2 separate regions of the Homo sapiens genome follow, and region 2 is linked to region 1. A link is an interaction called in ENCODE POLR2A ChIA-PET data of the cell type or tissue named here. Cell type or tissue: PC-9. All regions are shown on one strand. Links, peaks and the distances in the headings refer to the core of each region. The heading gives the core; the rest is flanking DNA. Region 1 overlaps GBF1 (golgi brefeldin A resistant guanine nucleotide exchange factor 1). Region 2 holds the start of LOC107984263 (a long non-coding RNA gene).

Region 1 (10,828 bases), core at 1,129-9,128:
TCTTACAAGTCCTTCCAGAGACCTAGAGCATATTCATCTTGCCTACATAATTTAAGGAAAGGGAAATACCAGGAAAGATTTAATCTTTTCTCTTCTGATACTTTAAATCATTTTTGAATATATCTTTCTTCTATTTCTAAGTTCTCCTCCTCCTCAGAAGAGAGCGTGGTTGTACATTCATATCATTGACACTTCTCAGAAGAGAACGTTGTTGTGTTCCTAGAGCATTTGGAAAGCAGATAGTCTTCTGAGATTAACCTAGTTTTTTAAATTGTCATTAATATAAATCTTGTGTTGGATTCCCTTGTGGACTGGGGAGCTGTCATGGGCATGGACACATTATTATTATTATTTTAAGACAGAGTCTCGCTCTGTTGCCCAGGCTTGAGTGCAGTGGCACGAACGCGGTTCACCGCAGCCTCAATCTACCGGCCTCAAGCAATCCTCCCACCGCAGCCTCCCTGGCAACTGGGACTACAGGTGTGCACCACCACACCTGGCTAATTTTTGTATTTTTTATAGAGACAGGGTTCGCCATGTTGCCAAGGCTGGTCTCGAACTCCTGGGCTCAAATGATCTGCCCACCTCAGCCTTCCAAAGTGTTAGGGATTACAGGTGTGAGCCACTGCGCATGGCCCCTGGACAAAATTTGTACCAGTTTCTTTTTCCTTTATCATGGTGGTTTTCATGCTTTTCACTTTCTTGGGGGGCCTCATCTTATGCAAAATATGCAAATTGAGCTACTTGCTAGGTACATTTCTTTCTCTATTATCTCTGGCTGTGTCTGTTTTTGTATCTATTCCACTAAACTGTATAAATGCCTCAAGGACATAAATTATATACCTCTTATCATTATTAATGTTTAATTATATTGATAGTACAGTAATACATTCTCTTTGTAAAAAAAAAAAATTTTTTTTTTTTTGGGATGGAGTCTGGCTCTGTTGCCCAGGCTGGATGGAGTACAGTGGCATGATCTCGGCTCACTTTAACCTCTGCCTCCCAGGTTCCAGCGATTCTTCTGCCTCAGCCACTCGAGTAGCTGGGATTACAGGCGCCCTCCACCACACCTGCCCAATTTTTGTATTTTGAGTGGAGATGGGTTTCACCATGTTGGCCAGGTTGGTCTCGAGCTCAGGTTATCTACCTGCCTTGACACTCCTGAAGTGCTGGGATTACAGGCATGAGCCACAGTGCCCGACCTTCTTGTAAAAAGTTAAAATATTACAGATCCAGCCTGGGCAACAAAGTGAGACCCCATCTCTACAAAAAGTACAAAAATTAGTTGGGTTGGTGGTGTGCGCCTGAAGTCCCTGCTACTCAGGAGGCTAAGGCAGGAGGATTGCTTGAGCCCAAGAGTTCAAGTCTGCAGTGAGGCATGACAGTGCCACAGGACTCCAACCTGGGTGACAGAGTGAGACCTTGTCTCAAAAAAACCCCAAAAGACAAAACGATTACAGATAAGGCTCAAGTATCCTCTGATTGCACCCTGTTTTCACAGCACCTTCTCTAGGAATAATTATGGTTATAAGTTTGGGTATATTAGCACAGACCTTTTATTTTATATTTACATATCATATTAATGCTTTCTTGCTGTCAGTTAATATGAGTTTTCAGAACTTTTCAAAGGTCTTGTCACTGTCACTGTCCAGTTTTCTGGAGCTGACTGGGCAGATTGGATGCAGTCATTTGTTTATATTTATATTTATATATTTTTAGAGATAGTGTCTTGCTCTGTGACCCAGGCTGGAGTGCAGTTGTGGGGTCATAGCTCACTGCAGCCTCGAACTCCTGAGCTCAAGTGATCCTCCCGCCTCAGCCTCCCCAGTAACTAGAACTACAGGTGTATGCCACCATGCCTGGCTAATTTTTTAGTTTTGTTTTTTTGGTAGAGACTGGGTCTCACTGTTTGCCCAGGCTGGTCTCAACTCCTGGGCTGAACTGATTCTCCTGCCTTGGATTCCCAAAGTGCTGGGATTGCAGGTGTGAGCCACTTCACCTTGTCTGGATGCAGCCTTTACGCTGACATTGCAACTGTGGTTCTAAACCAACACTATGCTTCCAACAACCTTTATTCTTTTCTTTAACTTGAATCTTTAAATTCAAGTTAAATTTTTATTGAGTAGATTAAAAAGAACAAAGGGAAGACTATATACTTAGGAGAGAGCGAGAGAGAGTGTCTCGATATGCTGCCCAGGCTGGTCTTAAATTCCTGGGCTCAAGCAATCCTCCCGCCTCGTCCTCCCAAAGTGCTAGGATTATAGGCATGAGCCACCATGTCTGGCCAGAAATATTGTTTTTAACAAGCTGACATTACAGTTGTATCTGTGTACTTAAAGGCATCATAGGACTTTGGGAACAATTGACTTTGAAGAATTTGACATGCTTCCTGAGGATTGTTGAGGTGCCTTTGAAAAATGTTCTGGATTGACTCGCTTTGAGTTGTATCTTGAACTACCTTGAACTTCTAAAGACCCCCAGGAGAGCCAGATAGTTGGATTCATAACATAAGATGGACTTCATCTCATTTTAGTATTACAGATTTTTTTTTTTTTTTTTTTTTTGAGGTGGAGTTTCACTCTTGTTGCCCAGGCTGGAGTGCAATGGGGCGATCTTGGCTCACACAACCTCTGCCTCCCAGGTCCAAGCAATTCTCCCATCTCAGCCTCCCGGGTGGCTGAGATTACAGGCATGCGCCACCTCGCCTGGCTAATTTTTTGTGTTTTTAGTGGAGAGAGGGTTTCTCCATGTTGGTCAGGCTGGTCTTGAGCTCCCGACCTCAGGTGATCCACCTGCCTCTGCCTCTCAAAGTGCTGGGATTACAGGCCTGAGCCACTGCACCTGGCTAACAGATTTTATGAGTATAGAAAATTTTGGTACTGGCCAGGTGCAGTGGCTCACGCCTGTAATCCCAGCACTTTGGGAGGCCCAGGCGGGTGGATTACCTGAGGTCTGGAGCTCGAGACCAGCCTGACCAACACAGAGAAACCCCGTCTCTTCTAAAAAAAATACAAAATTAGCCAGATATGGTGGCGCATGCCTGTAATCCCAGCTACTCAGGAGGCTGAGGCAGGAGAATTGCTTGAACTCGGGAGGCAGAGGTTGTGGTGAGCCAGGATCACGCCATTGCACTCCAGCCTGGGCAACAAGAGTGAAACTCTGCCTCAAAAAAAAAAAAAAAAAAAAGAAAGAAAGAAAGAAAATCTTGGTACTGAAAAGTTAAATCACAATTCTAACCTTATCAGGTACTGATTTTTAAACTTGGGTATGCTTTGGGTAACCAAATATTAACCAGACTATTATCTTAACTGTTTTGGTAGGTTTGCCAAGATGGTGGATAAGAATATTTACATCATTCAAGGGGAGATTAACATTGTGGTTGGGGCCATCAAACGAAATGCCCGATGGAGCACCCATACACCACTGGTAAGTGGGAAATGGATAAATAGCCTGGTCACTAAGTTTTTATAGGGGATCTGTTGGCATGGTTAAAAGAGTAATCAAATTCCTAGTAATAATGAGAATAGTAGGAATTCAGAGTTGTTCTTGATATCTTGTTTTTTTGTATCCCAACTAGCATCAGATATATAGGCTATCTTTTTTTCTCTGGGACCCAAAAGATGACACCATTCTTCTTCTAAATATTTTTGTAAACAGCTTAAGCTAGTCCTGTGCTTGGGACCTCTTTAGTATGCCTAAAAGTATCAGAAAGATTCTTTATTTTCTAATTCTTTAGGGCTATAATTAGCTATCAAATTTATTTAAATCAGGGTAGTTATTGATACATAGAACATGACTTAGTGATGGTACTCCTTCTTGGGGGTTCAGCAAACTTCCATATATAGAGTAGGCCATATCTTACCAATCAGATGAGTAAGAAACTTACCTGTTATACAGTTGGCTTTCTTTGCTATATATGTTTGAGGACTTTTTTTTGTAGAATTGTGTAAAACAATTTTTGGCCCAGTTGTAAAAGCAAGTTTAGAAATTGCCAACTTGGGAGTTTATATGAACATAGTTGGTAAGTGCATTTGGAAATTTCTCAAGTTCTTTCATAAAAATGTATTGATTTAAAAGTGAGCATGGCATCAGGAATATCTTTGAAATGAATATGTATGATGACATAGTGGGTATGAAAAGGGAGAGAAGACAGAATAATACACATATAAAGGACCTGGCAATCTGTAGTAGCTTGAGTGTTATGGTGATGATATAGATTAGCACTTAAGAATTCACTATTTTGTATAAGCCCAGAGTATCTCTACGAAATAAGAGATTAGGGTACAGAAAAATATGAACTATGGCTAATTTTCTTTTCCTCAGAAGGAAAACTTAAATGATTTTCTGATTGGATTCATAGAAAGAGCCCTTGATCTGTCCTTTATTTTCCTTTTCCTCTTTTGGCCCAATAATGACTTACTTTAATCTATGTGTTCTACAGGATGAAGAACGGGATCCTCTGCTGCATAGTTTCGGTCATCTAAAGGAGGTTTTAAACAGTATAACAGGTAAGTCTCCATATGTATGTGGATTACTAATCTTGGTAAAAAATATGTGTTTGATTTATTGAAAGGATAGACAAACTTTTTGTATAAAGGACTTTATAGTAAATAATTTAGGCTTTGTGGGCCATACACAACTGCAACTACTTAACTCTGCCTTTGTAGCTCAAAAGCAGCCATAGATAATATATAAATAAATGAGAAATATATATTTTCTTTTTGTTTATTTCATAGAGACAGGGTCTTGCTATGTTGCCCAGGCTGGTTTCAAATGCCTGAGCTCAAGCAATCCTCCTGTCTTGGCCTCTCAAAGTGTTGGGATTCCAGGCTTGAGCCACTGTGCCTGGCCTATATTTTCCTTTCTTCTTTTTTTTTTTTTTTTTTTTTTTGAGGTAGAGTCTCTGTTGCCCAGGCTGGAGTGCAGTGTCATGAACTCAGCTCACTGCAACCTCTGCCTCCTGGGTTTAAGCCAGTCTCCTGCCTCAGCCTCCTAAGTAGCTGGGATTACAGGCGCGTGCCACCACACCTGCCTAATTTTTGTATTTTTAGTAGAGACGGGGTTTCACCATGTTGGCCAGGCTGGTCTCAAACTCCTGGCCTCAGGTGATCCACTGCCTCGGCCTCTGAAAGTGCTGGGATTACAGGAATGAGCCACTGCGCCTGGCCTATATTTTCTTTAAAAAAAAGAATCTGCAAGCCAGATTTGGCCCATGGGTGCAGTTTTCCAATCCTTGGTTTATTGCATTGGTTTCAGTCTTCATGATCTTTCAGTCTTCATGTGTTCTAGAATCATTTGTCCCTTTGTTTGCCCCCTATTTTCCTAATCACGGTAACCTTATATAATATATTCATATGTTTAGAATTTTCAAAGCCATTTTCACATTTATTACCTTATTGAACTTTTATACAACCCTGTGAGGGAGGCATGGCAGCTATTGTCCCCTTTTTGTGAAAGAAGTTAAAGCCCAGAGGAGTTTAAAGTGATTTAGCTGAGGTCACACTAATCCTAAGAGGTGGAGTCAAAACTAGAATTCAGGCCTCTGTTGCCTGGTTTAGGGCTCTTTGCTCTATATTGCTTCTGTACATGTGATTAGAAGAGAATGTACACATTAAGTACCTTATATTTGTGTGTGTGTGTGTGTGTGTGTTTATTTTATGTATATATATACACACACACACACACATATACACTGGCAGGAAAGGAGGAAAGTGTCAAAACCAAGGGGATGTAGATACAGACTGAAAGGGACAGCCTCAGAGCTATGTTCCTTTGTTGACCACAAAGGGCTCCTGCAGTGTATAACCCTGGAATGCTTTTGGCTAGTGACATATGTCAGACTGTAATTGGATAGTGTTTAGGCTTCTGCAAATTAAACAAACAATAAGAAAATTTCTTCTTTTCATTAGAAATATGGGAGAAGATCTGGAGAAAAAATCTATTTTACTTTCCTAAACATGGGCTAAAGTTATCTAAGAGTTCCCTACATATTTTCTTTCTTTCTTTCTTTTTTTTTTTTTTTTTTGAAACAGTGTGTCTCTCTGTTGCCTAGGCTGGAGTGCAGTGGTGTGATCTCGGCTCACTGCAACTGCAACTTCCGTCTCCCAGATTCAAGCGATTTTCGTGCCTCAGCCTCCCAAGTAGCTGGGATTACAGACGTGCACCACCACACCCGACTAATTTTTGTATTTTTACTAGAGACGGAGTTTCACCATGTTGGCCAGGCTAGTCTCAGACTCCTGACCTCAGATGATCCACTTGCCTTGGCCTCCTAAAGTGCTAGGATTACAGACGTGAGCCACCGTGCTCAGCCCATATTTTCTTTTTGTGCAGTGGCGTGATCTCAGCTCACTGTAACTTCTGCTTCTTGGGTTCAAGCAAGTCTTCTGCCTCAGCCTCCTGAGTAACTGGGATTATAGGCGTGTGCCACTATGCCTGGCTAATTTTTGTATTTTTAGTAGAGATGATGTTTCACCGTTTTGGCCAGGCTGGTGTTGAACTTCTGACCTCAAGTGATCCGCCCACCTTGGCCTCCCAACCATATTTTCTTTAAAGGAGCAAATTTCACTCAATTGAAACAGCTTGGAAATGTTAGCTAAGAAGGATCAAGTATAGAGGAGGCAATTGTTGACTAGTTAGCAGGGCAAATGCTGCTACTAGGTGGCATGTTCTTATTTTATGGCCTGTACCGACTGGTACTTGAGTGCTTTAGAATGTTGGCTACTTGCACAGATTTTTTTTTTTAATTTTACAGATAAAGCTTACATATCCCAATTAGAAAGGAAATATAATGAATGGAGATTTACAGTTCTTTTTGTTTGGTTTTGAATTCAGAGTACTGTCTTCTTAAGAGATATTAAGAGGATCAAACAAGTTAATATAATTGGAAACACTTGGTAAACATCTTATACACAGTGAAGGATTGTTGTTATAAGTGACTGGGAATACCCTAAAATGACTGAGATCACCCTGGCCTTGTAGGCCTTTTGGTCATTCTGCAAACCTTGAGGAGCTGAGGTGGTGCTGCTATCCTGACAGAGCCACATTTCCTGCCTGCTACTGAATCCAGATCCCATGCTTATTTTCTTCATGCTAACATGTCCCAAGATTTTACCTCAGAGACCATACCTGTGGTGAATGATGCAGTCTAGGAATTGTAGACTATTTAAGAGCTATCAAAGTTGAGTCTGACGCCTGATTTCCTTACGTCCTTGGGTCAGAAATCCAGCCAGATTATCTGCTCTTGGAACTAGTAAAACCAGAGTGTGTTCAGGAGCCATTTCTCTCATTGGTGGTAGGAACATCTCTGGGTGTTGCTAAGCTTTCCCCTGGAGTGAGAGGGAAGGGAGTAGTGTTTTCCAAGGCCAACAGCTGTGGCATGTCTTGAAATGGTGCCTGCCAAGGTTGCTACATTGTTCTTGGTTTTTAGCATATTACCTGCCTGAGAAAATGACAGAATAGACCTAAAATAGAGCATTTATGGTCTTCATATTGCTTCTGACCCCACACACAGTGCCGGCTCCCAGGAGCAGGTTTATGGGTCAGCTGTCCCTGTGGTCCTGGACTCTGCAACCCATGACTAATTTCTTGTTTCTTTTACGGAAACAAACAGATTTTTCTGATTGGCAGTGTCAGGAGGACTGCTTTCCTGGAAGCTTATTAATGGTAGGAGGCTGGGAAAGGGTTTTTAACTTGGAGAGAAAACTGAAGGGAATGTGCTTGTGTTAGATGACCAGTTAAGGTGTACCACTTAGATTGGAGGAGGGATAGCAGGAATTCTAGGACTTCTACCCAGTTTCTCATGAAACTGACTTGGACATGGTCCTTTTTTGCAAAGGGTTTCTGTTTGCATTTTTCTAGGCTTTCTGCTGGCTTGATTGGTAAGACTATCACTGTTGGAAATGGGTGGTTCATTGGACATTGTCAGTAAACCAAAATGATTTTTTTTTCTCTTTTTGTAGAAAGAATCTTTAAAATGTATAAGTACTACCTACACTACTCCTCCAGGAATATTATCTCATTATTGTGAAGGAAATAAGTCCTTTTCTCCAGTAAGGTTGGCTAAGTCCATACTAGTTTTTCTCACAGATGTATGTCATTGGACCACATTTACAGTCAGTATTTGCCTAAACTGTATGATGACTACAAGGTCTATAGCATTTAGAGTAATAAGATATTCTAATAATACCAAATTTGAAAAGAGGGTTGCTCTTGGAAGAAAAAGGGTGTCCAAGAGCAAAGTTTGCATACTGTTACTTTGGATAAAGCTTTAGCTTACCACCAGTGAGAGAGACTTGACTGCTGTCCCTCATTTGGTCTTGAAGTCCTCTCAGGACTCCTTTTAGATTATTCTGAAGGAGTTAAAACAGATGTGTGGTTACCAGGGGCTGGGAGGGGGTATGGAGAGTGACTGCTAATGGCTACAGGGTTCCTTTTTGGGGTAATGAAAATGTTCTAGAATTAGATAGTAGCGATGGTTGCACAACTTTGTGAGTATACAAGAAACCACTGAATTGTATACTTGAAAAGGATAATTTTATAGTATGTGAATCATATCTCAGTTTATAAAGGAGGCAAATGTAGGCTGCAGAAGTGATGGATTTGCCAGTTTTTTCTCAGGTCTCAGAACTGTGGAGGGAAGTCTCTGTAGTCACTGCTGTGCTTTGGACCCATTACCCAGCAAAGGCAGCATAAGGCTCTGTTCAGCTTCTGGCCCAGTTTGTCCTTTTATGTCTCTCTCATTAACTCAAGGAAGCACATGGCTTTTATATTTAAATTTATTCAAACTGTAATCTTTGACATTTGAGTTAGCTTTTAGTACAGTTTTGCATTTATAGTAATATATATTATGTATTTTCTCTATCCCCAAAGAATCCGTTTTAATCTTTTCCGGATGCAAATTTCAGGCTGTCTTGTCCCATCTTCCCTCTCTTGCTCTCTTTCCCCTCCCCCCACGGAGTGTGTTTGATCAGGTGTGGCAGGAATATCCACTGTCAAGCTGCGCCCTTTATATTAGTCAATATTATCCTTCTCCCCCCTCCCTGTCTGTCTGCCCCTTTGGGCTTTCCCAGTTGATTTATAATTTTGGAATTCTCATTGGAGTCTGTAATACAGTTTGTTCATTATTTAACCAAAACCTGTTTAATGAGCAGAGAGAGGCAATGTAAATGTTAGGCATGTTGCAGTGATGTACCTTTGTGCTTCTCAGAGCGGGTGGGTAGTTAACTCTGTGCTGCCTGCAGGGCTGGGGTGTCCTGGCCTTAGGGGCAGAAGGGCCACTGCCTCTCTCTTACATCTGCCCAAGCCCTGCCATGGGTTTAGATTCCAAAGACACATTTCCTTTTATTCTTCTAAGAATCTTTTGGGGCTCTTGCATATGGGAGTTATCTTCAGTCTCGCAGCTAGACCTTGTGGTAGGATCTGTGGCATGGGATGGGGCATGGAAGGGAAAGTGAAATATCAGGATACTTGATATTGCTCTTGGTTTTAGATCTGACAAGAGTAGACAGTTTATGGGAATGCTTCTAGCCAATATGGTCTGTGGTCTTTGATCTCTTTGTTCCCAGACTAGATAAATTCTTGCAAGCCTTAGTTCCCTTCATCCAGTATAGCTTTATGGAAAGGGCTATAGTCAGTTGTGAGTTGTGGTGTTTGGTTGTAGTCATTTGCCTCCAGATATAGTCTGTCTTTGTCCTTGGTCTTTAAACTTAGATCATTACAAAGAGATTCTTTTCCAGAAAATTTTTGGTTTAAAACAGGAGAGGAACAGTCTAAAAGTATCACAACCAGGCTAGGTGCAGTGACCCACATCTGTAATCTAGCACTTTGGGTGGCCAAGACAGCAGGATTACTTGAGGCTGGGAGTTCGAGACCAGCATGGGCAACATACCAAGATTCCCCCCATCTCTACAAAAATAAAAATAAAAAAAATTAGTTGGGTATGGTGGCGTACAACTGTAGTTCCAGCTACTTAGGCTGAGGCGAGAGGATCACTTGAGCCCAGGAGTTCGAGGTTACAGTGACCCATGATTGCGCCACTGTACTCTAGCCTGAGTGACAAGAGTGAGACCCTTTCAATGAATGAATGAATGAATGAATGAATGAAAGAAAGTATCACAACCAAAATCTTCTCTTATGGGATCATCTTTTAATGACTTACTTTAAAGCCTTCAGGGCCAGGGCTTGAGGAAGACTTCTTAGGGTGTGCGTGTGTCTATGTGCGTGTGAGGGTGTGGTGGTGAGGAGTTTGCCTTTGGAGATTTAGTCCCAGGTCTTTTTAGCTCTGAGGACCTAATGTCCAGTTTTGGTTATCAGGACTGGGGTTCTCAGTGTAAGACTAAGGTGGAGGGCCGGGTGCGGTGGCTCACGCCTGTAATCCCAGCACTTTGGGAGGCCGAGGCGGGCAGATCACGAGGTCAGGAGATTGAGACCATCCTGGCGAACACGGTGAAACCCCGTCTCTACTAAAAAAATACAAAAAATTAGTCGGGCATGGTGGCAGGCGCCTGTAGTCCCAGCTACTCGGGAGGCTGAGGCAGGAGAATGGCCTGAACCTGGGAGGCGCAGCTTGCAGTGAGCCGAGATCGTGCCACTGCACTCCAGCCTGGGTGACAGAGCGATACTCTGTCTCAAAAAAAAAAACTAAGGTGGTCTTGAGGCCCAGTATAGGTACCCATATTAACTATAACATTGTTCTAGCTTCTTAGACCTTTTCTTTTGGGGATTCTCCAAGATTTGGATTCCTTCAGGGCCTAGCTTATTGAGTTGCTTCTAACTGATATTTATTGACTATCTGGTATGTGCCAGGCATTTTTCTTAGGTACTTAGG
Region 2 (10,828 bases), core at 1,709-9,708, 93 kb after region 1:
TTTGTGCCATGGATTTCATGGGTTGCTAGCAAGCCTTGCCTATGGTTCTTGTCAAAGACCTGTCACTCTAGTCTGCCTTTTTATTTTTATTTTTTATTGGTTTTTATTGAGACAGTTCGCTCTGTTGCCCAGGTTGGAGTGCACTGGTGTGATCTTGGCTCACTGCAACCTCCATTTCCTGAGTTCAAGCAATTCTCATGCCTCAGCCTCCCAAGTAGCTGGGACCACAGGCATGCACCACCACGCCCGGCTAATTTTTGTATTTTTAGTAGAGATGGGGTCTCGCTGTATTGGCCAGGCTGGTCTCGAACTCCTGAGCTCCGGCAATCTGCCCACCTCAGCCTCCCAAAATGCTGGGATTACAGGCATGAGCCACCGTGCCCAGCCCATAACTGCCTGTTTAGAAAATTAACTTTGCTACTTCATTCAACCTCAGGGGACAAGAACTACAAAGAGATCAGTAGAGCTTAAACCCCATTAATGGAGTCTCTCTGAATCTATTCTGGTTGGGGGATGGAAGGAGTGTCTGATTCAAAGTAATAATTTAAAAGACACCTTAACAAGAGAGATTACTGAAAGAGAGGAAGAAATGGATCCCCAGGAGCCTTGTGAGATGGGAACAAGGCTACTATTCACTTATCTCTGAAATGCTACACAACACTGAGAAGGACCTGGGTTTCCTATGTGGGCCCTGGTGGCCTGGGTAGGGACTGTCAGGCAGGGCTATGAGATAGAGGCCCTGAGAGTATGGGATTTTTTTGTGCTGATCGGGAGAAACGTGGAGAGGTGGTGTGATAGGAGGAGCTGGGTCACCCCATTTTATTATATGTCATGAAACTGGCTTCCTTCTGCATGACCTCTAAAGTAACTACTCCCAGTGCTGAGTAGAAGGACACTGTAAATAGGACAAAGAAAGTCTTGATGTGGTGTCGGAGGCTAATGAGGACAGAAGAAAAAGAGGAAACATTCACAATTAGTAAAAGACTTCTGGCTTATCATTGCAAGAGAAATGTTTGGGGGCCAGGCACAGTGGCTCACACCTGTAATCCCAGCACTTTGGGGGTCCAGGCAGGCAGATCACTTGAGCCCAGGAGTTCAAGACCAGCCTGGACAATATGGGGAAACCCCATGTCTATAAAAAATACAAAAATTCTCCTGGCATGTTAGCACACATCTGTAGTCCTAGCTACTAAGGAGGCTTAGGTAGGAGGATCACTTGAGCCCCAGAGGTCGAGGCAGCAGTGAGCCATGATTGCACCACTGCACCCCAGCCTGGGCGATAGAGCAAGACCCTGTCTATTTAAAAACAAAAAAAGAAAAAAAAAAGTTTAGGTTCTCAGCCATCCCCTGAGCTTTAGGCTCAGGAACTCTCTGATTTCAGGTACCAAGAAAGAGAAAATGGGCTGGGCACAGTGGCCCAAGCCTGTAATCCCAGTACTTTGGGAGGCCAAGGTGGGTGAATCACCTGAGGTCAGGAGTTTGTGACCAGCCTGGCCAACATGGTGAAACCCCATCTCTACTAAAAATACAAAAATTGCTGGGTGTGGTGGCAGGCACCTGTAATCCCAGCTACTCAGGAGGCTGAGGCAGGAGAATTGCTTGAACCCAGGAGGCAGAGGTTGCAGTGATCCGAGATCATGCCACTGGACTCCATCTGGCCTGGATGACAGAGTGAGACTCTGTCTCAATTCAAAAGAAAGAGAGAGAAAAAATAACAACAATCTTATAATTCCTGTGACTAAAATTAGGGGGTGTTCCTGCATTACACCATGCCACCTCTGGAGCAACTTTCTCTGTCACTCACAAAGCTTTTTCATATGCCTGCCCTTTCCCCCTACTTAGGCTCCCCCTTTAGAACTAAACAGCTCTGGAAAGGATCCTTCAGAGCAGACCTAGGGCAGGAGCTAGGCAAGACCCTTGATGGTGACAACTTATTTGGCTATTTCTCGTGGCTATTTAATACATGAATGGGAGCTGAGTTCCCTGCTTAATAGCATTTGTGTTCATTTCCAGCGTGGTGCCGGTTGTCTGACCTCTAGCTTCTCCCCTCTTATTCTGTACAGCTGAAATTCTCCCTCCTGCCTACCCCCCAGCTAGTCAGCCTCCAGTCCTGTTTAGTTTATCTTTTTTCTCTCCTAATGCCTGTTAAGCTGGAAACAGGATTCTTGCTCGTCGTCATATTATTTTAAATAAGAATGAAACTAAAGAAGAGGTCTTTGGGCCAGGCATGGTAGCTCACACCTGTAATCCCAGCACTTTGGGAGGCCGAGGCTGGCAGATACCTGAGGTCGGGAGTTCGAGACCAGCCTGACCAACATGGAGAAACCCTGTCTCTACTAAAAATACAAAATTAGCCAGGCGTGGCGGCGCATGCCTGTAATCCCAGCTACTCGGGAAGCCTCAGGCAGGAGAATCGCTTGAACCTAGGAGACGGAGGTTGCAGTGAGCCAGGATCTCACCATAGCACTCCAGCCTGCCAACAAGAGCGAAACTCCATCTCCAAAAAAAAAAAAAAAGTCTTCAATCTGCTGTAATGTGGCACTCAGATATGAGTATTGGCGGCAGTGAGTGTTCATTTCCTCCTCCTGCTCCCCTAATTCAGTTGCGCCTGAACACAAAACTCCAAAAGCAACCAGAGAGAGAAGCTGTGTTGAAAGATGAAAGGAGAAAAGGCCACAAGCTTTGGCCCTACCTGGTTCTTGTTCTGAGTCAAAAACTCTTGTTTCCAGGCCCCTCGTCTATGAAATTAGTAGATTTATACTAGTGATTCCCAGAGTATGGTCCCCTGCTCGGTGGTGTTTAACTTCAACTGGGGTCTTGTTAGAAACACAAATTCTCAGGCCCCACTCTGGGCATACAAAATCAAAACTTTGTGGTATGGGTCCAGCAATTGAGAACCACAGTTTTACCCAGTGGATTTTGTGTTGAGGAGCTCATTAAAACCAGTTATGGGGCCGGGTGCAGTGGCTCACATCTGTAATCCCAGCACTTTGGGAGGCCGAGGCAGGTGGATCACCTGAGGTCAGGAGTTCAAGACCAGCCTAGCCAACATGGCAAAACCCCATCTCTACTAAAAGTACAAAAAAAATTAGCTGGGCATGGTGGTGGGCGCCTGTAATGCCAGCTACTCGGGAGGCTAAGGCAGGAAAATCGCTTGAACCCAAGAGGCGGAGGTTGCAGTAAGCTGAGATCACGTCATTGCACTCCAGCCTGGGCCACAAAGTGAGACTCTGTCTCAAAAAAAAAAAAAAAAAATCAGTTGTGGGCAAAAATTCTCAGGTAGCTCAAGGAGCCACGGGTTAGGGAACTGAAGAGGAAAAACTGTCTCTCAAAGCTAGACAGGCTGCCTTACCTTTTATCTCTCTCCTCTCCACATCACTTAATCTTTCCTTTTTCGCTGGAGCAGATCCCACCCATGAGGGCACAGCAGAGGGCATGGAGAACATGGCAGATGCTGTCACCCATGCTCGTTTTGTGGGCACGGATCCTGCCAGTGATGAAGTTGTCCTGATGAAAATCCTTCAGGTAAGCGAGAGGGAAATAGCAATTAGGCTAATGGCCAGGGGCTGGTGCCGCAGACTCTACTTACTCTGCCCACAGCATGAAACTGTGTTTTGACTCCACTGGGGCTTAGGGGAGCTACTTTGTTTCCAGACAAGCAGCTGGGGTACCCAAAGTAAAAGCTTTTTCTAAGGAAAATCAGTAAAAGCTTTATATGAAGTGATGTCAAATACCAGAAGCCTTAAATACACTTGTACCTCTGGCCGACTGTATTTGTGCCGTCCATCTCTTGGGCTCATGGGCTAGGGCTAGAATCAGTTCTGAAATATGTCAGGGTCATAAAAAGTGAAGAAACAATTCCAAGGACAAGCTTCTTGGAGACCTCTCTACCAAGCTGAGGTGAGGTCAGCATTCTTGCTAACCCCTCTCTCTTACCCTTGAGTACCTCTCAGTACCTTGTTTATCACAGTAATTCCTTTTTCTTCCTGATAGGTTCTACGGACTCTGCTGCTAACCCCAGTGGGTGCCCACCTAACCAATGAATCTGTGTGTGAGATTATGCAGTCTTGCTTCCGGATCTGCTTTGAAATGAGGCTCAGTGGTAGGTGCTTGGATATTAGCCCCTTCACCATTCCTGGGGCCAGTGTCTGAGTATGAATACAGGAGGCTGTCTTCCCAGAGAGATGGAAAATTCAGGACTTCTCCATCATCTATCTCATGCGATCATAGGGGTCTAGAAGAAATGTCTGTACTTGGCTATTGTGAAGCTAGAATAGAGACCTCAGCCCATTATGCCAGGGCAGGAGTTGGGATGGATCCCAGATTGACTTAGCCCAGGCACCAAATCACCCTCTCTTGGGGTTTCTGGGATTGACACCAACCTGCAACCCCCTAGAACACATCTATACCTCCCCTTTTTTCCCTGACTCAGTAGTGCCACCTAGTGGGCCAGTGAAGTTCTGGCTGCCAGGCTGAGCTGGAGCTGGTTTTAATAAGTTTGGCATAATCCTTGGTAAACAAGGTTTGGAGGGGAGTCTGCTCTGAGAACCCTCTTGATAATAGCACAGCAAGTAATGACACCTGTGTTATTTGTTTTTGCCTGTGCAGAGTTATTGAGAAAATCCGCAGAGCACACTCTCGTAGACATGGTGCAGCTGCTCTTCACAAGGTAAACCTGCTGCTGTTTGCTTCAGCCCGGCTGCCCAGGCCTCTTGAGTCTGCCTGCTTCCACACAGCCACGTCAGGGACCTGGCCAACCCCACAGCCGCATCAGAGGCCACTGGGATTATGGATGGGGGGTAGTTCTCTGGGCCCAGGGTTACTGAGCAAGGGAGAAGGAGGAGGGAGCTGATTTGGCCTCACGGGGAGGCAGAGGGTTATTTAATATAGGCCAGCAGACCTCATTCTGCTTCCCAAATTTGTGTCTGTTTCTGTGCAGGTAGCAGCTGGGAAAGGGAACCCAGAGAGGAAGCCAAACTCAAGGGATCATGATTTCTGTGGGAGAGGGCCAAAATTAGGGTGACTAGCAATTGTGAATTGCCTGGGACTGTCCTGATTTCAGCACTAAAAGTTCTGCATCCTGGCAAACCCCCCTCAGTCCCAGGCAAACCAAGATGGTTGGTTACCCTTTGGTAAGGCCCTTAGCCTAGGGCCTAGGAGGCCTTTTCATACTAGGCCTGTTTCCTGCACCTCCTTTCAACAGACTCACAGAAGAGCTGAGGCAATGGCTTTAAACCTTCCTCTGGGATTTCTTTTTGCTCTCAAATCTATAGATAATAATCCTTATTATCTACAGACTAGACTGCCCTTGGATCCTGCTGCAAAGAATTTTTTGCTCCTCAGGCTCAAATTTACTGGTTTCAAAACTTCAACCTGCCTGTTAATTCTTCTCTTTTGCCCACTCTCCTAGGGTTTTGATAGACTGCCCTCCCCCCATCTCTTGGCAGCAGTATTTGCCAAGTAAATATAAGCAGGAAGGAATCAGTCTCAGGATAAAAAGAGCCTCCACACTCCAAGGGCACTTACCTTGCTCTCACAACTACCTCCTTTTGTCCATGTCACACATCCCCCGATTCCTGTGGCTCTTTGATGAAGCTCTGAAAAGGATGAAATTAGTCTGCTTCTCTTTTGTAGCCTTTTCTAAGACACAGGGCATGCTCTGGCTCAGAGCACCTTTGGTTTGTGGCTGGCATGGAGGGAGACATTTGTCATTATCCCTAATGACAGTTGATGGATTTTCTATCTTATAGGTTACCTCAGTTTAAAGAAGAACCCAAGAACTATGTGGGGACCAACATGAAGAAGGTATGATCTGAGAGCTGATCTGCTGTCCCTCATCCAAACCTTAATCTCCCAACTTCAGTGCCTTGGGGTAACCTTGCTTAGCAAAGATATGCTTTTGCCTAAACAGGTCTGCTTGGAATCTAGAAGTAGCTCTCACTCCTTTCGTGAGAAATGTATTCTCTTCCAGATATATCCCTTCCTCAGCTTTTCTGCTCTGGCCTATCTTTGAACCACCATGTAAGCTGGTGAGCCAGTTCTTCATGGAAACTGCATGGTACCCATCAGTCTTGGCTAAAAATGTCTGTTGACAAAGATGAAAGTCCTGCCATCCCCTCAAGACTTAGCCTTATCCGCAGGTAGAAGGCCTAGAGAGGCTATGTCCCAAATCCTACCTCAATGCTGAATTAGACTGGGCTCTTGCTTGTGCTAGTCTGTATTGAAGAGATTAGTCAAGTTAAGAACCAAAGGGTTCTTAAACTGCTAGGAGAAGAATAGTGGTCAAAAGAATGGCTTCTTTCTATCTTGAACTGAAGCCCTGGACTTCACGGGCCTCTGATGAGGATTCCGCTTGCAGCCCTAAGAGGGTCTACCTATGGAGATGACCCTTAGCTGTGTGATGCATGCACCTGACCTTCTCCTCTCCCCTGTCATCCATCCCCATTCCTGCCCTGTTCCCTGTTGGTATGTGTCTGAGTTTATTTCACTGTTAAATCGTGCGTTTGCCTGTCTTTCGCAGATATCTCCATGTCTCCTCAACAAACTGGAGCTAAGTAGTGGGGAGCAGACCAAAGCCCTGAACCAGTTAGAGAGGGTACTACTCTTTAAGAACCTCAAGGTCTCTCTCCCTCTCTTTCCCTTCCCCTTTTTATTTCTTTCAATGTTTATTTTTTATATATAACACCTGGGTCCCATTTCCATTGTGTAGAGCACAACTTACTCCTCCCTAGTAACACAGCACGGCTTTGGAAGAGTTGCACGTGATTGTAGCTTTGCAGTGTTGGGAATTCTCCTGGGGCATCTGGTTGCCTGGATACAGGAGAAGGAAGACTTGAACATCACATAGTTAGCCTAGAAAGCCTGGGGTCTGCTGTTACCTTGTGGGGAGGCTTAAGATCTACCATTTCTAGGGAAACCGTGAGGGACCTTCAAGCAAGACCCTTCCCCCTTCTACCTTATCCTTGTCTCAGAGCTGGCATAGAGAGCTTAAGCACAGTCCTCAGCTCTATCTGGATTACCTGGACTGGGTTTGGAGGGAAAGGGTAGTCCATCTAGTTGGGATCTTTTTTTTTTTTTTTTTTCTTGGTTACCATTAAAGAGGTCATTCCAAGGATTAGAACTCTAGATTGATGGAAAGAAGCCAGGTGCCAGGATAGCCCAGGACACTGGGAATACTTTGGGATCTGTGAAGATGCCCTCTGTCCTCTAAAAGTCAAGGTATAGGGGAGCTTAGGGGAGGGATCCAAGCTAAAGATTACCCTAATCTGCATATACCTGCCTTAGGAAGAAAGGGGAGAGAAGGAGGTGTGGGCTGTCTGGGCTGTCCATCACAAGAGTGTGCATGCTGAAGGTGTGGTTGTGGACATACAGGTCACTGAAAGTAAAAAACTCTGTGTATGTACACCTAGCTAGATAGTCCATTGGCCCGTGTTCTCTTTGAATGCATTGTGTCATTTCATTTGTGTGCTTGCACAGTCTCAAGCTGCAGCTCTCATTAGTGGCTATCCAGCATGTTGCCATGATTATTAACCTGGGACCTGCTCCTTTTTTGTAAAGCTTACACTGTCCTTTGGAGTACAGAGTCATACAGATAAGGTGGCGTAGAATTCCATGAATACCTACTGCCCACCCCACACCTTCAGACCTTAGGAGAGGGAGAATAGCTATACCTTTTAAGGGCTGAGGCATTCGTGAGAACTGGCAGCCTCTTGGCCCCTACTCCAGCCAGCAGGCTGAGAACACTAATTGAAATGATCAGGTTGGAGCAAGCTTTGCAGAAGATAGAGAAGGAAACGTGAAAAACTGATCCTCGTATGGGAAGGAATCTCAATGACTGACTGGCTTCTCAGTGGAAGTAGGACTGCCTGGAGTCCCTGAAATGGGGGAGCCTCCTGGAGAGAAAGGCTACCTCATAAAAGTAGATCCAGTTCTTAGTACTTTTGGGAGCTCAATGATAACTGCCAGTAGAGCCAGGAGGTCTCTCATTGATCTCTTGGCCTCTTGCCCTTTTGCATGTTTGGCGGACTCTTCTCCCATAACATTTTTTACTATGAACTTGATCCAGTTGAGCTCCAGTGGTTCCTGGGGAGAGAATCCTTTTGCTTCCTCCTTAGCTATAGCGGTCAGTACGCCTGAAGCTCAGTTCTAAGCATATGACTGCAGGCATTTTGGAGATGGATCATCTAGAAGTATAAATCCAGTATGAGGCTGTTGCTATGTTACTAAGAGCTGGGGGAAGGAAGGGCTCAGCTGTTCAGCCTCATCTTTATTGGAAGGAGCTATGGGTAGGAATGGAAGAATTGTGTGGTTTCTAAGCAAGGAATCAAAGATTACCCAGGTTCTGAGAGCTTGGGGGAGCTTGAGGAAGGGAGTCAATCCCTCACTATCAAAAGGAATTGAACAGGCCATGGACAATAGGATATATTCAGCCTTTAGGAAGAGGCAGAGAGAAAAAGTGCTTCTGCTCTCTTTAGAGTCATTCTAATGGTTTCTGGAAGAGTGTTGCCATTGCCCAATCCAGGAATGGTCCAATCCAAGAATGGTCTATCAGTCTAGGAATAGTTTAGAATGACTTTGTAGAGGGACTGAGTTCAAACCCAACTGAGAAAACATCAGGGCTTAAAAAACAAATTGGGCCGGGCACAGTGGCTCACACCTGTAATCCCAGTACTTTGGGAGGCCAAGGCGGGCGGATCACGAGGTCAGGAGATCGAGACCATCCTGGCTAGCACGGTGAAACCCCGTCTCTACTAAAAATACAAAAAGAATTAGCCAGGCTTGGTGGCGGGCGCCTGTAGTCCCAGCTACTCAGGAGACTGAGGCAGGAGAATGGCGTGAACCCAGGAGGCGGAGCTTGCAGTGAGCCAAGATCACGCCACTGCACTCCAGCCTGGGTGGCACAGTGAGACTCTGTCTCAAAAAAAAAAAAAAAAAAAATGGGGCCTAAACAAAGTAACTTTGAACTTAGAATGGAGGAAATACATAAAAACACAGATCCTAGGGAATAGTTAACAAACAGGTGATAGAGATTGTCCCTTGCCACTAAAAGTAAGCTATAGGAAGAACAGAAATACAGCAAGAGGGGAGTGCAACAGAGCAAGGAGTCAAGGAATCAGTGGCCTTACCATCTGACAACATAAAACTGCATCTGGAAAGACCAATAGTGAGAGGGCCAGAGGGACAGGTAGTCTCATTGATATAACAAATTGGGAGCAGCAGAGAGCACAGCAGCAGCGTGACATGACCTTCTATCCTGAACTCCACAAAGAAACTGGGAGGCCACTCCTTCCTTAACTCCAAGGAATGAGCTTTTGACCAATCTGATACAGAAATTCCAGAGAGTAAGAGATATGTTAGCTGGGTGCAGTGGCTCACACCTGTAATCCCAGCACTTTGGGAGGCTGGGGCAGGCAGATCACCTAAGGTCAGGAGTTAGAGACTAGCCTGGCCAACATAGTGAAACCCTGTCTCTACTAAAAATACAAAAATTATCCAGGCGTGGTGGTCCACACCTGTAATCCCATTTACTCAGGAGGCTGAGGCAGGAGAATCACTTGAACCCAGGAGGCAGAGGTTGCAGTGAGCTGAGATCGTGCCACTGCACTCCAGCCTGGGTGGCAAAGCTAGACTCCATCTCAAAAAAAAAAAAAAAAATATGTTTATGGCTTAGGCCCAGCTCACATACCAGTAAGAAAACCAGGACAGGAAGGAATAGGCTCTTATAGTTGGATAAAACTACAAGTAGGAGGCTGCTCTACAAGCTAGTTGAGGAGGAAAGCCGAGAGACCATGCACCTGTAGAACTGAGTGTCAGGGCAAAGGAAACCCTGCCCTTACACTTTCTGCAAGAGGGTCATGCATCATCCATAGGGCTCGGGATTTCCTGCTTAATGTAACACTCAGGACCCAGAGAAGCAGAGTGATAAGTGTGAGGACTGGCCCTACCAATGACCAGCCCAGAAACAGAATGTCACCTTCTACATGGAGGCTGCCATGCCAACCTGTGAAGTGGTAAATGTAGAAGCCAAGTTAGAAGAGTAGGAATGTGAACTGATGGTCTAGAGTCTTACTTTAGCAAAGATATGGGGTATAGCTTGTTTTCTAGAGATCAGTAGGACTAAATGAAGGGAGATTAATAGGGATAGAGTCTTAGTTTGAATACCATTGCTAATGGGGTATGATATTTCCAGCTGAAAATGAGAGCCGGAGGCATGAGTGATTCATCCAAATGGAAGAAACAGAAGAGATCCCCTCGGCCCCCACGCCATATGACCAAAGTCACACCAGGTTCAGAGCTGCCCACTCCCAATGGAACCACCTTATCATCTAACCTCACTGGTGAGTGCCCTGGACTACTTCCTCTGATTAGACAAAAGAAGAGCTCCTTTCTCTCTTAGGGATTTTGAAATTGAAGACCAACCAACTGAGGGGCTTTGGTCTTGGCGCTGAGAACAAAAAGGGAAACTCCAGGTCAAATCAGAGTGTGACCATTCAGCAACTATGCAGTGACTTAAGGTTGTTCTCTGACAACTTTAGAGACCAATATATGCAAAGATAAGCATGTAATCTGGGAAACAGAGACCCTAGTACCATAGAGGGTTTGTTTTGCCCACAGCCTCTTTCTTCTCCTTCAAGCGTCACATACTTTTCTTGGCAGGTGGCATGCCCTTCATTGATGTGCCCACTCCCATCTCCTCTGCAAGTTCAGAAGCTGCCTCAGCAGTGGTCAGTCCCTCTACAGACAGTGGCCTGGAATTCTCCTCCCAAACCACTTCCAAGGAAGACCTTACTGATCTAGAGCAACCTGGCTCTCCAGGGTACAGCACAGC

What was found. Peaks named below come from ENCODE experiments on the same cell type or tissue, not always from the same donor. Only the 100,000 strongest peaks of a DNase experiment are listed, where the experiment ranks them.
Region 2: POLR2A ChIA-PET joins it to region 1 with 47 read pairs; 9 of 35 experiments call an interaction of 5 or more read pairs at or near these places.

The regions. Positions count from the first base shown.
Region 1 is chr10:102,255,609-102,266,436 of GRCh38, forward strand. It overlaps GBF1 (golgi brefeldin A resistant guanine nucleotide exchange factor 1), which reads left to right. Exons shown (of 40, transcript NM_001377137.1): 2 at 3,321-3,426; 3 at 4,442-4,508. The coding sequence starts at 3,331. Among named protein-coding and RNA genes, the nearest start is that of GBF1, 15 kb to the left of the region's middle. In PC-9, for the core only: no CTCF peak of the experiment used is centred there; no DNase peak of the experiment used is centred there.
Region 2 is chr10:102,347,850-102,358,677 of GRCh38, forward strand. GBF1 (golgi brefeldin A resistant guanine nucleotide exchange factor 1) reads left to right here. Exons shown (of 40, transcript NM_001377137.1): 5 at 3,407-3,525; 6 at 3,994-4,102; 7 at 4,609-4,669; 8 at 5,751-5,805; 9 at 10,190-10,337; 10 at 10,657-10,828. LOC107984263 (a long non-coding RNA gene) reads right to left here and starts at 3,467. Exons shown (of 2, transcript XR_001747574.3): 1 at 3,353-3,467. In PC-9, for the core only: CTCF peaks have their summits at 4,444 (motif pointing left) and 4,644; no DNase peak of the experiment used is centred there.